Linked DNA regions of Homo sapiens: region 2 is linked to region 1. The links are chromatin contacts, found by Hi-C or POLR2A ChIA-PET in ENCODE. All regions are on one chromosome and are shown on one strand. Each heading gives the region's core, a stretch centred on a gene start or an enhancer-like site at or near the end of the contact. The rest is flanking DNA. Distances are from core to core; before and after follow the strand shown. Region 1 holds the start of RALY (RALY heterogeneous nuclear ribonucleoprotein). Region 2 holds the start of MROH8 (maestro heat like repeat family member 8).

Region 1 (6,273 bases), core at 1-2,500:
TTCATCCACAGTATAGTGGACAACGGCCCAGAAGTCAGGGAAAACCCAGAGTTATGCCCCTAATTAAATGGTGTGACCCAAGGCTAGGTAAAAATACCCTCTGCACTAAGAGATGATACATGCTCACACCAGGAAATATTAATAAATAATAGGTACTGGCACCACTCCTTTGCACTTCTGTGGCTACTGTGACTTGGAGAAAATTACTTGACCCCTCTGCGCCTTAATTTCTGCTTTTGTAAATGAGGATAAACCAGAAGGCCGTTGTGAACATTAAATGAAATAAGGCTTGGGAAGTTCCTGGGTGAAGTCTCATTAAATGTTCCCTGTCGGTGTTAAACACTTCTTTCACATATTAGTTCCCTCCCTGAATCCACGAACACCCCGCAAAGCGAGTTTCCTTCTTTCCCCCCATGTCACCGAGAGGCAAACTAAGACTCGGCCGCCAAGGAGGCTGAGTGAAACGCGGATACGGCCCCAGTTCGAGGGCCCGTTGTTGTTTCTCTCCGAGCCCAAGGCGTGCAAAGAGCCCAGAAGAGGCGGGAGCCGAGGCAGGACAAGCTCTGCGCGCCTCCGGGAGCCCGTAGACCCAGTCCGGGTTAGGAGAGCCGGAAGCAGCCGCGGCCGGGCCCGCCTGCGGCCTCCCCGGAGCAGCCTCCGTTCCCCTCCCTCCGCCCCTCGCCGGGCGGGGCGGGGCACGAGCACAAAAGACTCCAACTTCCGAGCGGGCGCGGGCCCACCCAGCCAACTACTGGCCCAGACTTGGCCCGCGGAGAGAGCAGACAGGGAACGCCGGGAGCAGGACCGGGCGCGGAGGGCTGGGGCCGGGGACCCGGGGCGGCGGGTCCGAGTGGGAGAAAGGAGCGGCGGAGGGGGCCTAGAGTTACTCGGGCTCCCGGGACTCCCCGAAGGGCAGAAATAAGTTTCTAAAAATAGGCAGCGGCCTGCCGGAAGAAGTGAGTGAACGGAAAGGCACAAAGCACACACCCTCCCCGCACCCCTAAGGAGACGCCCGCAGTCCCCACTCACCCGCGCCGAGAGGTCTGGAGGAAGCCGCGCGGCTGGGAAGGAGGCGGTACTGCCGCACTCGGGGACGTAAGGGAGGGAGGAAAAGGGCGGCTGCGGCGGGAAGAGGCTGGGCACACGCGCGGGAGTCGTCGTCGTCGCCGTCGCCGCCGCTACCGCCCCCTCAGCTTCTCTGGGTTCCGCTGCCCCGAGCTGGCGCCGCTCGCGCGCCCCGCCGCACTGACAGCGGCGCGAGCCCCGCAACCGCGAGCCCTGCCCTCGGCCGGCACCACTGAGGCGCGCGGGGGTGGGGGCACCCGGAGCGGCTCCCCGCAGCTCGGCTCCGCCCGCCGCTCCGGCCCTGGTTCCGGGCTCTCCTCCTTCTCTGTCTCCTGGGAAGGACACGGTGACACGAGCACGAGGAGTCTGCAGCCCCGCCCAGAAACAGCCCGGCTTCCCAGGCGCATGGGCTCTCCCCACCCTCTCAGCCTGGCTTTGGAAAGGTCCAGAGCTTCGGCGGGGACGGGAGGAAGGCGGGGCCAGGGTGGGGCCTGAAAGGGAGGAGGGACTGAGACGCGGCTTGGGGAGGCGGGGCTGGGGCGGGAAGAGGGCAGCTTGCACAGGTTTGGAGCCGAAGTAGGGGCGGAGCTAAGATGGTGATGAGGCCCTGGGAAGAGGGTCGCCGGACCAGTGGGGAAGGCCGTGCAGGAGATGGAGAGCCGGGAACCAGGACAGCGCTTGAAAGGAGATGCTGTGGGCGGGGCTAAATGGAGAATCGCCCAGAGGGCGGAGCCACGGGTGGAGGGAGGCGGGGCTGAAGAGAAGCTTAGAGTGGGAGGAAGATGGAAGCGGGCCTGAAGGAGGCGGGCCCGGAAGCAGGGAGGGGAGGAGGGGCCCCGGGGGTGGCTACTCTGGGCGGGTGCCGGAAGGAGGCGTGCCCCAAGGAAGGACTGAGGGGTGGTGCTTGAGGTGGGCGGGGCCTGGAGATGGCGCTCAAATCTGCAGGCTGTGGGCGGTGCAGGAGGGATCCGGAAGAGACGAGGCAGGAAGAAACTCCTGGTCCTTTCGCTTTTAAGGAACGTGCCACCTAGACAAGGTGAGGGTCGCTCTTCGCTGCCTAATCTGGGACTGGGCGGAGAGGCCGCGCTAAGGGTGATCTCCGAAAAAGATGCAGGAGATGTTTTATAACTTGATCCAGGTGCTAGTCCTCTCTCCTACACATTTCTCCTGTCGGGATTTCTCACTTTCAGTGTTCCAGCCTCCGGTGAACCAGTCTTCCTAGTGAGAGCACGAGAAGCCCGTTGTCCTTCATTCCTCAGCTATGGATTTCCCTGAAAGTTGAGAACTGACCATATTCTCGATGCCTCCTCCGACCTGTGATTTCATGACTCACATCGCTTCCCCAGAACCTGCTTAACAGACGGGATTCCTGAGAATGGAGCAGAGTTTGAATTCAGAGTCCTGGCTTTGCCATACCAGCAGTTATAATTGTCCTTCTGTTGTTTGATGACCTCCCTGCCCTGCTTCAAAAGGAAGAGAAATCAAAGAGTTGACGACCCTGAGCGCAAGGCCTGGGACGTTCTTCCCCAAACTCGCTTTAATATCACCTTCTCAAAAGAACTCTTCCCTGAACACCTTGTCTCAAGATGTTCTCTAGTTTGTCTTCTTGTTCTGTCATTTATTTGTCTGTTCATTGTTTGTGTGTTTTTTGAGGCGGAGTCTAGCTCTGTCGCCTAGGCTGGAGTGCAGTGGCACGATCTCGGCTCTCTGCAACCTCTGCCTCCTGGGTTCAAAGCGATTCTTGTACCTCAGCCTCCCAAGTAGCTGGGATTACAGGCGTGTACCACCATGCCCGGCTAATTTTTGTATTTTCAGTGGATACGGGGTTTCATCATGTTGGCCAAGCTGGGCTCTAACTCCTGACCTCAGGGGATCTGCATTTGAGGATAAACCCTGTCTTGGCTCCTCCCTGACGGGGGTGAGAAGTAGCCCTCCTGGAATTGCCTCAAAGCCCCCGGTTATCACCAGTGTTCTCGGTTGCAAATTACGAAACATAAATAAACTCAGACTAACAGATGCAGCAAAGGAATTTATCAGGAAGGAATGGGGAGCTCCCAGAACTGATGGGAAGGCTGGAGAACCAGGCTCAGAAAATGCACTGAAGTGGTGAGCGCAGAGGCTTGAATGTTGCCAGGACTCTCCTCCCAGTCCTTTATCTCTTCTCTCTGTATGCGAGCTTTTCTCCTCAAGGCTAGGCACCTGGCTGCAGCAGCGCTCACCACTCACAACTCTCACCCGTTCCACCGGAGAGAGACTGAGGATTTCTGCTTCTGGTCTGAAGGACAAAATTTTAGGGAAAAACTTTGATTGGTCCAACATAGGTAAGTCCCCGTCCCTAGACCAATCATCTATGGGTGGAAAACCAGGTGCTGTGACTGGCCCAACTTAAGCCAGGTGCCATTCTCTAACCAATACTGTGAATAAGGAAGTGGGACGTACAGGGAGATGGCAGCCCCATCGGAACCATATGGTCAGAGAAAGATGCATTTCCCAAAAGATGGAGTTCATGCTCTGGGGCAGATTGAATAATAGATTTTCACTACACCTGCCCCAGAGTTACCCCCAACCAATACATTACTTACTGCCCAACTCTCATCATTCCTTCTCTGCTCAAAACCCTTCAATGGGCTGGGCGCGGTAACTCACGCCTGTAATCCCAGTACTTTGGGAGACCGAGGTGGGGGGGATTACTTGAGGTCAGGAGTTCAAGACCGGCCTGGGCAACATGGTGAAACCCCATCTCTACTAAAAATATAAAAATTAACCGGGCGTGGTGGCAGGCACCTGTAATCCCAGCTACTCAGGAGGCTGAGGTGGGGTAATCGCTTGAACCTGGGAGGTGGAGGTTGCAGTGAGCCGAGATCATGCCACTGCACTCCAGCCTGAGACACAGAGAGAGACTCCGCCTCAAAAACAGAAAAACAAAAAACAACCTTCAATAGCCTCCCATTGCCATGTCATCAGCATGGATCAAAAACTCAAATGTCATGCCGGGCACAGTGGCTCATTCCTTTAATCCCAGAATTCTGGGAGGCTGAGGCAGGAGGATTGCTTGAACCCAGGAGTTTGAGACCAGCTTGGGCAACATAGTGAGACCCTGTCTCTACAAAAAAAAAAATTTTAATTAGCTGGCATGGTAGCATGTGCCTGTACTTCCAGCTACTTGGGAGGCTGAGGCCAGAGGATCACTTGAGCCCAGGAGGCCAAGGCTACAGTGAGACATGCTCACACCACTGCATCCAGCCTAGGCAACAGAGTGAGACCCTTCTCAAAACAAATAACAACAACAGCAAACCCTCAGGTGTCTACAGGGGCTAGAAAGAAGGTTAGGCATGAGACAATAGGGAGTGGAGAGCACTGTCATGAACTGGAGGATGTGTGTTGCATACTGTTCCTAGAATGCAGGTGCTGAGATGTAGGATTCTTCAAGAGAGCCCCCAAATCTGGATTTTCATATAAAATCTCCCAATTTCTAAATGTTGGCTCAACTATTTTTAAAAACCCTGTGCAAGCCAAATGAATTATGTCTGCAGGCCAATTACTGTAGGCTGTGGTCTAAAAATGAGCAATCTCTGACCTTTATAGGATAAAGCCTATAATCACACACCCACCTTTGGGGTCTGTCATCTATTACTACGTAAGAAATCATCCCGAAAATGTAGTGACTTAAAACAACAATGATTTGTTACTTCTCACAATTTTATAGAATGACCAGGTGGTTCTTCTGCTCCATGTGGTGTTGGCTGGGAAAAGCTTCCTCCTGTCTCCACCTCCACATGTTCTATTTCCTTTTCAAGCCCAACTGCCAATGGCGCCTCCACCCTGAAGCCTGCCTCATCTCCTGTGCCACACACATTGCCACTGGCCAAGTCTAAATGAGATGCCGTGCTCTCCAAGCTTTGTTGCTCTTTATGTATAACTATTAGAGCACACATTTAGCTCACCTAGAGAATGGAGGTCTGCCTTGTCCATCTTTATTTCCTTCTGGCACAGTCACACAGGAAAGCCCCATGGGTGCTGTCAGATTGGATTGAACTGAGCTGACTCTTGGAGATATTTAGTCAAACTTGCCCATTTTACAGATGGAGAAATGACAACTGGAGAGGGGAGTTCTACTGGAGAGGGGAGTTCACACATATACACTGAAAGCTGCCCATCAAAAGAGTTGCAGAACCAGGACTACAGCCCTTGCATCTTGACTGCCAGTACGATGCAGGTTAAACTCTGTGTTTGATGCTTGTTGATGTGGACGTCTGGAACTTGAATAGAAGACATTTCTTATTTCAGATGCATCCATTAGCAGGTCTTAGCCAGGAGCCAGGCCCTTGCAAGTATATATTGCAAGTAATTGATGACATTGGAGCCAGAAATCGAATGAACCGGGCCCAGTTCAATCCACTTACTGGACAAGCTCCTCAAGCACTCTAAGCCCCAATTTCCTCCTCTGTAAAGTGGGCATAAATTACATTTACCTTGAGGGTTGCTGTGAAGGCTAGAAATAATATATGTAATGTCCCCTGATACACAGAAGGTGCTCAAGAAATAGTAAGCTCTTCTAATGATTGTTATTGATGGCAAAGATGATGAAAAAACAAATGCTCTGACTTCTCAAAGGAGAGAGAATCATCCCTGAGGATTGTGTCTTGGAGAACATAAATCCATATTTTCTCTTTCCTGAACAAATTCCCTCTGGAAGGGCACAAAGGGAACAAATTCCCTTGTTAGGAAGGAAGGAAGGGAAGGAAGGATGGAAAACAAGAGCAAGGAAGGGTTGGCAGGTTGTGACTGTCTACCTCTCCCTGAGGCTTGCTCTGCTACACCCACCCCAAACTCTGGTCCATCCCATTTCCATGCTGAGATCAGGCCACACACAGAAGTGTTGGTGTCAGACCACCAGCTTTGAGCCATCCCTGGGAATCCCCAGGATACTGGATAGCAGATTTGGAGCATACAGTTCCCACCCACTGTGACTGACGGCTAGGGAGCTCAAGGTTATGGAGGAAGCTCTCATAAGTCAATGCAAGTTTGTGTGTCTCCCGTTCCTCACTGGCTTAGCCCTCAGAGCCCTTGTCCCTGCTTTCTGCCTTGCAACTAGGTCTTCACATTAGTGTTTTATCAAACAAAAGACAGGCTGACATCTTTAAAGTATGGTCTTTATTAAGTAGGGAGCAAATCATTCCACACCTTCCCTCCCAATACCTCCCTCAC
Region 2 (6,273 bases), core at 3,774-6,273, 3.2 Mb before region 1:
TCCACCTGCCTAGACCTCCCAAAGTGCTGGCATTACAGGCGTGAGTCACCACGCCTGGCCAAATATTTCTTATATTGGATTAACCTTGGTTATCCTCAAATGAGCAAGAGTTAGTTTTGAACTACCCCAAAGGAATATAGTGAGGGGATGAAGGTTCTCCTGAACCACCCTGACCACCAGGACAAAAGCAGCCTTACCTTTGCATCTGGCACCTGAGCACCAAGGCTGCTGAGTCCCACGATGGAGTAGAAGGCAGATTCCAAATTTGTGAAAGGGCGATCCAGCGAGGCTTTTAGTCTCTCCACGTCATGCTTGGTGAGGTAGTGAGTGGGCGTCAGAGCCCAGGTGCTGGCTATGATTGTCAGGGCCAACAGGAAGACAGTGCTTGAACCTTGGGGGGAAACAACCATTCAGTACACTCTACACTCTTCCAAGGTGCTATACACAGTCCCAATGATGATGCACACCAAGATCTGGGAACCAAATCACATGGGGAAGGGCGAGGGAATCCAGGGGTTTAACCTGAGGAGAAGCCTTGGGAAGGCAGGGAGCCTGCTCTTCAACTGGTGGAAGGACAGTCCTCCCAGCAGCCTCCAAGCATCTAAAGCACAGGCCTTATCCTACTATTCCCATCTGAAAGATGTCTGTAAGTCCTCTGCCTCTAAGGACAAACCCAATCCTGAATCCTCACACCTTGCCAGCCTCTCAACCAGATCTCCTCCCTCGCGCTTCCCGCTATCTGTTGCTCTCTGGCTTCTTCTCTGTCCTCTAAGAAGCCAGGTTCTTTCCTGCTCAGCATTTTTCCATGTTTTTACCTCAACTTGGCTTAATTTTTACTTTCAGAATTCAGCTCAAGCACCTCTTCCTTAAGCAGCTCTCCCTAGGATTAGTTCCCCAGTACAATAATGTAAGGAAGAACCCAGACTCTGGGGCCAGGCTTAAATCACACCTCTGCCATTTATTAGCAATGTGCCCTTGGCAGTTATTCAACCAGCTGGTGCCTCAGTTTCCTAAAGTGTAAAGTGATAATAGTATCTACCTCAGGTACAATTACACGAGTTAATACAGAAAGATCTGGCCGGGCCAGCACTTTGGGAGGCCGAGGCAGGTGGATCACCTGAGGTCAGGAATTTGAGGCCAGCCTGGCCAACATGGTGAAACCCCGCCTCTACTAAAAATACAAAAAAATTAGCTGGGTGTGGTGGCAGGTGCCTGTAATCCCAGCTACTTGGGAGGCTGAGGCAGGAGAATCGCTTGAACCTGGGAGACAAGAGGTTGCAGAGAGCTGAGAATGCGCCATTGTTGCCAACCTGAGTGACAAGAGCAAAACTCCGTCTCAAAAAAAAAAAAATCTTAGAATAATGACTGGCACATAACAAATGCTATATCAATGTTAGCTACTACTTCTACTACTATTATTATTGTTGTGCTTATATCCACTCATAGCAATCTGTACTTCTCTGTGGGATTTTCTACAACTTTAACAGCGTAATGTCTGATTTCTCTGCTAAACTGTAAGTTCCATGAGGATAAAGACTGCTTCTTTTGTTCATCCCAGTATTTCCAAGTCTTGCACACTGCCTGGCACATAGTTACTGAATAAATATTTGCTGAATAAATGAAAAGAAAAATTAATCCCCATCTATGATGCCCCAGGGGACAGGAAGCTGCAGGAGTGGTACATTTCTACTTCATTTATTTAAAAAAACAAAACAAAAAACACTTTTGAATGGGCTGCTTCTTGATAAAGTGCATTGTCTGGCACCCAAGTAACAGCAGTAACAAATAATCACTAGGCTAACATGAGTGGCCCTAAATCCTTTGCCTTTAGTGTTAAATTAAGCTTGAACTAGAATCCTTGAAAAAAGGCACTATTGGCCAGCGGCACTGGCTCACTTCTGTAATCCCAACACTTGGGGAGGCTGAGGCAGGCGGATGCTTGAGCCCAGGAGTTCAAGACTAGACCAGGCGACATGGCGAAACCCTTTCTCTACAAAAAAGAAAATACAAAAATTAGCCAGGCATGGTGGCGTGTGCCTGTAGTCCCAGCTACTCGGGAGGCGGAGGTAGGAGGATCACTTGAGCCCAGGAGGTTGAGACTGCAGTGAGCTGAGATCACACCATGGCACTCCACCCTGGGTGAGAAAGAGAGACCCTGTCTCAAAAAAATAAAAGACAGCTGGGCACAGTAGCTCACGCCTGTAATCCCAGCACTTTGGGAGGCCGAGGTGGGCGGATCACTTGAAGTCAGGAGTTCAAGACCAGCCTGGCCAACATGGTGAAACCCTGTCTCTACTAAAAAGACAAAAATTAGCCAGGTGTGATGGTGGGTGCCTGTAATCCAAACTACTTGGGAGGCTGAGGCAGGAGAATCACTTAAACCCAGGAGGCGGAAGTTGCAGTGAGCCGAGATCGCACCACTGCACTCCAGCCTGGGTGACAGAGTGAGACTCCATCTCAAAAAAATAAAAATAAATAAATAAAATTAAATTAAAAAAAGAAAAAATCTATCACGTGGTGTATTCATCAAATGTATACTGAGCTACTATGTGCCACACACTACTTTAGGTGTTAAAAATACAGCAGGAAACAAAAGAAACAAAACTCCCACCCTCAAAGAGCTTCTATTCTAGTGACAAAAGACATCACATGAAATAACATTATTTATCACATTACAAAGTAAGTGCTATGGAAAAAAATAAAGTACAGAAGAGATATTTGGGAAGGGCTGCATTTTAAATACGGTAGTCTATGAAGGACTAAGAAATAAACATATTGAGTACAGATCTGAAGAAGAAGCAAGTCATAAAGATATCTGGTGGGAAACTATGCTAAGAAGAAAAACCCAATATGGCCAGGCGCAGTGGCTCACACCTCTAACCCCAGCACTTTGGGAGGCCAAGGCAGGGGGATCACCTGAGGTCGGGAGTTCAAGACAAACCTGGCCAACATGGTGAAACCCCATGTCTACTAAAAATACAAAACATGAGCCGCACATGGTGACTTGGCCTGTAATCCCAGCTACTAGGGAGGCTGAAGCACGAGAATCACTTGATCTGGGAAGCAGAGTGGGCAGTGAGCTGAGATCGTGCCACTGCACTCCAGCCTGGGGCTCTGTCTCAAAAAAAAAAAAAAAAAAGAAAAGAAAAACCAAATGCAAACATTCTGAATCAGGAGTATGTACACATACAGTGTTTTTTGAGATCAGCAAGGACAGTACAGCTTGAGTGGAATAAGCAAAGGGTAAGAAGTAGATGAGGTAACAGAGGTAGCAGAGGACAAATCCAGAGGGCCTTGTATACCACCGTAGTGGAAGCCACTGGAAAGTTCTTTTTTTTTTTTTTAGACAGAGTCTCGCTCTGTTGCCAGGCTGGAGTGCAGTGGCGCGATCTCGGCTCACTGCAGCCTCCGCCTCCCGGGTTCAAGCGATTCTCCTGCCTCAGCCTCCCAAGTAGCTAGGACTACAGGCACGTGCCACCATGCCCAGCTAATTTTTGTCTTTTTAGTAGAGACGGGGTTTCACCATGTTGGCCAGGATGGTCTTGATCTCTTGACCTCGTGATCCGCCCGCCTCAGCCTCCCAAAGTGCTGGGATTACAGGCGTGAGCTACCGCACCCGGCTGGAGACCACTGGAAAGTTCTAAGCAGAGGAGTGATTTGACTTACACTCTAATGGTATTACTGTGTTGAGAATAAACAATACTGTGTGGAGAACAGACCATGCAGGTGCAAGGACAGAGCAGGGGACACCAGTTGGGAGACTACCGCCATAATCCAAGCCAGAAGATGATGGTGGCCCAAACCAGGGCAACAGCAGTGAACATGATGAGAAGTGATGAGAGTTAGTCTGGCTAGAATTCAAAGTCAAAGCCTATCAGAAACTGCTAATGGACAGAAAGACCTAAGAGAGAGCGGAGTCAAGATACTAATGCTGAATCCCCAATGCCTTGTGCACAGGCGGGTACCCAATATATGAAGATCTAGTGAATGGCTGCGACTAGCATTTTCCCACCTAGACCGTAAATTCCCCTAAAACAGCACCTGTGTCAGAATCCTAATCTTCTCACTCCATGTTAACGAGAGCAGTAACTTTTCTGACTAAAAGTTGAGCACTTAATATGTTAGGTATGCCCACGCTATGCTGTGCTTTGCACACACCAAATCATTAAATCCTCACAACATCTAAGCAAGGTGGCTATTTTCTGCATTTCACAGACCAGGAAAGTAAGGCTCAGAAGTAGTTACCTGCCCTAGGACACATCACTGAAAATCAAACTTCAGGCAATTTGAATCCAAAGTCTGCTTTTAACCACTTTACTATCCTGAACTTCTCAAATAATGAAACGGTGAGCCACTGACTCATTCATGTGTCACCCTGGGCAAGTAAGTTCCCTTCCGTGGGATTCCAACTTCTCATCTGTCAAATGGTAGTAACAAGAGTACATGCTTCCAAAGTTACGATGAGGCTACATGAAATTCCACCCTGCACAGCGTCTACTCAGTAACTTCCAATGCAGTTAACTTAGTTCTTACCTAGGGCCATGCACTGTTCTAAACTAAGCACGAAGATTATTTCACTTAATAAAGCAACTCAACGAGGCAGATAACGTGACTAATTTGACTAACTTATTTTACAGATGAGAAACTGAGGTGTAGAGGGGTTAAGTAACCTGCTTTGGGTTACACAATGAATACGTGGCCGACTGCAAGTTTGCACCTAGAGTGTCACTTGAGAACTTATGCTCCAGGCTCCCAGAGAGAAGTGAGGGTTTTCTTTGCCCCTTTCACTGAATGGGAAACTACAGCACAAAGAAGGACAATCTGCCCAAAACCTCACACGGAGTAAGGGGCAGCGCCGGGACCAGAACCTTAGGCCGCCTGGCCCAGAAGCCCGCGCGAGTGAAATGAATGAGGCCAGACCTAGGCTAAGCGCGTCCGCGGTCCCCACGGCTGAGCCTCGGGGCGACCCGTAGCTCCGCGCTGCACCCCTCCCCCAGGCACCAACCCCGCCAGGTCGCGGGCACTCCCACCAGCTCGCAGCCCTCCTTCGGACCCTCGATCCGAGAGCGCCCCAGCCAGAGCTTGTGCCCATGCCCCTGTCCCGCAGGGGAAGGGGATCCCGCCTGGCCGGCTCTCGAGCGGCGACTAGTAACCTCCCGCGGGCGACAGCCCTCTCCCCAAAGCCACGCGCAACTCCTCACCCGGCGGCGCCATTCCTCCGAGCAGGTCCCGCCGGAGTCCGAGCCGCGGGCTGACTTCCGCTCGGGAAAGTGGCTCCAAGAGCCCGCCACAGGGGACGCCAGGGACTCGCGGCAGGCTCTGCGGGCCAGGATGAGTTCTAAGCACAGGTCAGTGTCCGCGGCCCCGCTGAGCTTCGACGCTTCCAGCAGCCGCGGCCGGGATCCCAGTCCTCCCGCTCACAGGGCCTTGCAGTTCCCGAGGACAGACCCGCCTCTCCCCCGCGCCCAGGCCCACTTGGAACCGACCGTCTCGCAACGCTCCTATTCCGGGAGCTACCGGGACGCGGTTGGGCCAGGCCTCGGGGTGGGCCCGAGACGGGGCCGCTTCTGATTGGCCTGTCTGCTGTCACTCACTCGTCTTTCTGCTGCCCGGCCCATTTTAAAGGAACAGGAAGGGTCTCGTCGGGAGGGGATAGCTTAGAAGGGATTTTTTTTTCCTCTTTAGAAAATTGTGGCAGTTTCTGGCCGGGCGCAGTGGCTCACGCCTGTAATCCCAGAACTTTGGGAGGCCGAGGCGGGCGGATTACCTGAGGTGAGGAGTTCGAGATCAGCCTGGGCAACACGGTGAAACCCCGTCTCTACTAAAAATACAAAATTAGCCGGGCGTGGTCACACATGCCTGTAATCCCAGCTACTCGGGAGCCTGAGGCAGGAGAATCGCTTGGACCTGGGAGGCGGAGGATGCGGTGAGCCAAGATCGCGCCATTGCACTCCAGCCTGGGCAACGAGTAAATCTCCGTCTCACCAAAAAAAAAAGAAAAAGAAAATTATGTCAGTTTTTTCCAAAGATTATCAGTGGGGTTGTTAATAACTGACCTACGAGTGACGTTTTATCTGATTTGCAGAGCAATGCAGTGACTCATAGAGAACATATTAGGCCAGTTTTACAGGCTCAACATGGAGGTGGCTCATCCAGGAACACCGCTCTAATAACTAGCGCCAACTACTGAATGTTTACAGTATAACCCGACACTGTGCCGAACGCTCTACAAGCATTATTTCTTTTCTTTCCTTTTTTATTGATACGGGATCT

Evidence for each region. Hi-C counts contacts between places; a loop is a spot of excess contacts on that map. ChIA-PET counts read pairs that join two places held with the same protein, here RNA polymerase II (POLR2A). Pooled maps may share reads with other maps.
Region 2: a loop to region 1 is called in a pooled map, with 21 times the contacts of the local background. The contact joins the promoter of MROH8 here to the promoter of RALY in region 1. A Hi-C loop is called at or near these places in 9 of 50 pooled maps. POLR2A ChIA-PET finds 5 or more read pairs at or near these places in 2 of 52 experiments (B cell and GM10248).

Annotation. Positions count from the first base shown.
Region 1 is chr20:33,988,888-33,995,160 of GRCh38, reverse strand. RALY (RALY heterogeneous nuclear ribonucleoprotein) reads right to left here and starts at 1,250. Exons shown (of 10, transcript NM_016732.3): 1 at 1,030-1,250. RALY-AS1 (RALY antisense RNA 1) reads left to right here and starts at 794. Exons shown (of 2, transcript NR_109886.1): 1 at 794-956; 2 at 2,256-2,673. RefSeq lists silencers at 530-859, 1,080-1,129, 1,190-1,319, 1,500-1,609, 1,780-2,029 and enhancers at 1,807-2,333, 2,270-2,349.
Region 2 is chr20:37,178,298-37,184,570 of GRCh38, reverse strand. It overlaps MROH8 (maestro heat like repeat family member 8), which reads left to right and starts at 5,023. Exons shown (of 25, transcript NM_152503.8): 1 at 5,023-5,182; 2 at 5,184-5,348. The coding sequence starts at 5,091. It overlaps RPN2 (ribophorin II), which reads right to left and starts at 5,241. Exons shown (of 17, transcript NM_002951.5): 1 at 5,202-5,241; 2 at 198-391. The coding sequence starts at 5,214. RefSeq lists a silencer at 4,966-5,015 and enhancers at 4,566-5,123, 5,136-5,185, 5,536-5,615, 5,124-5,683.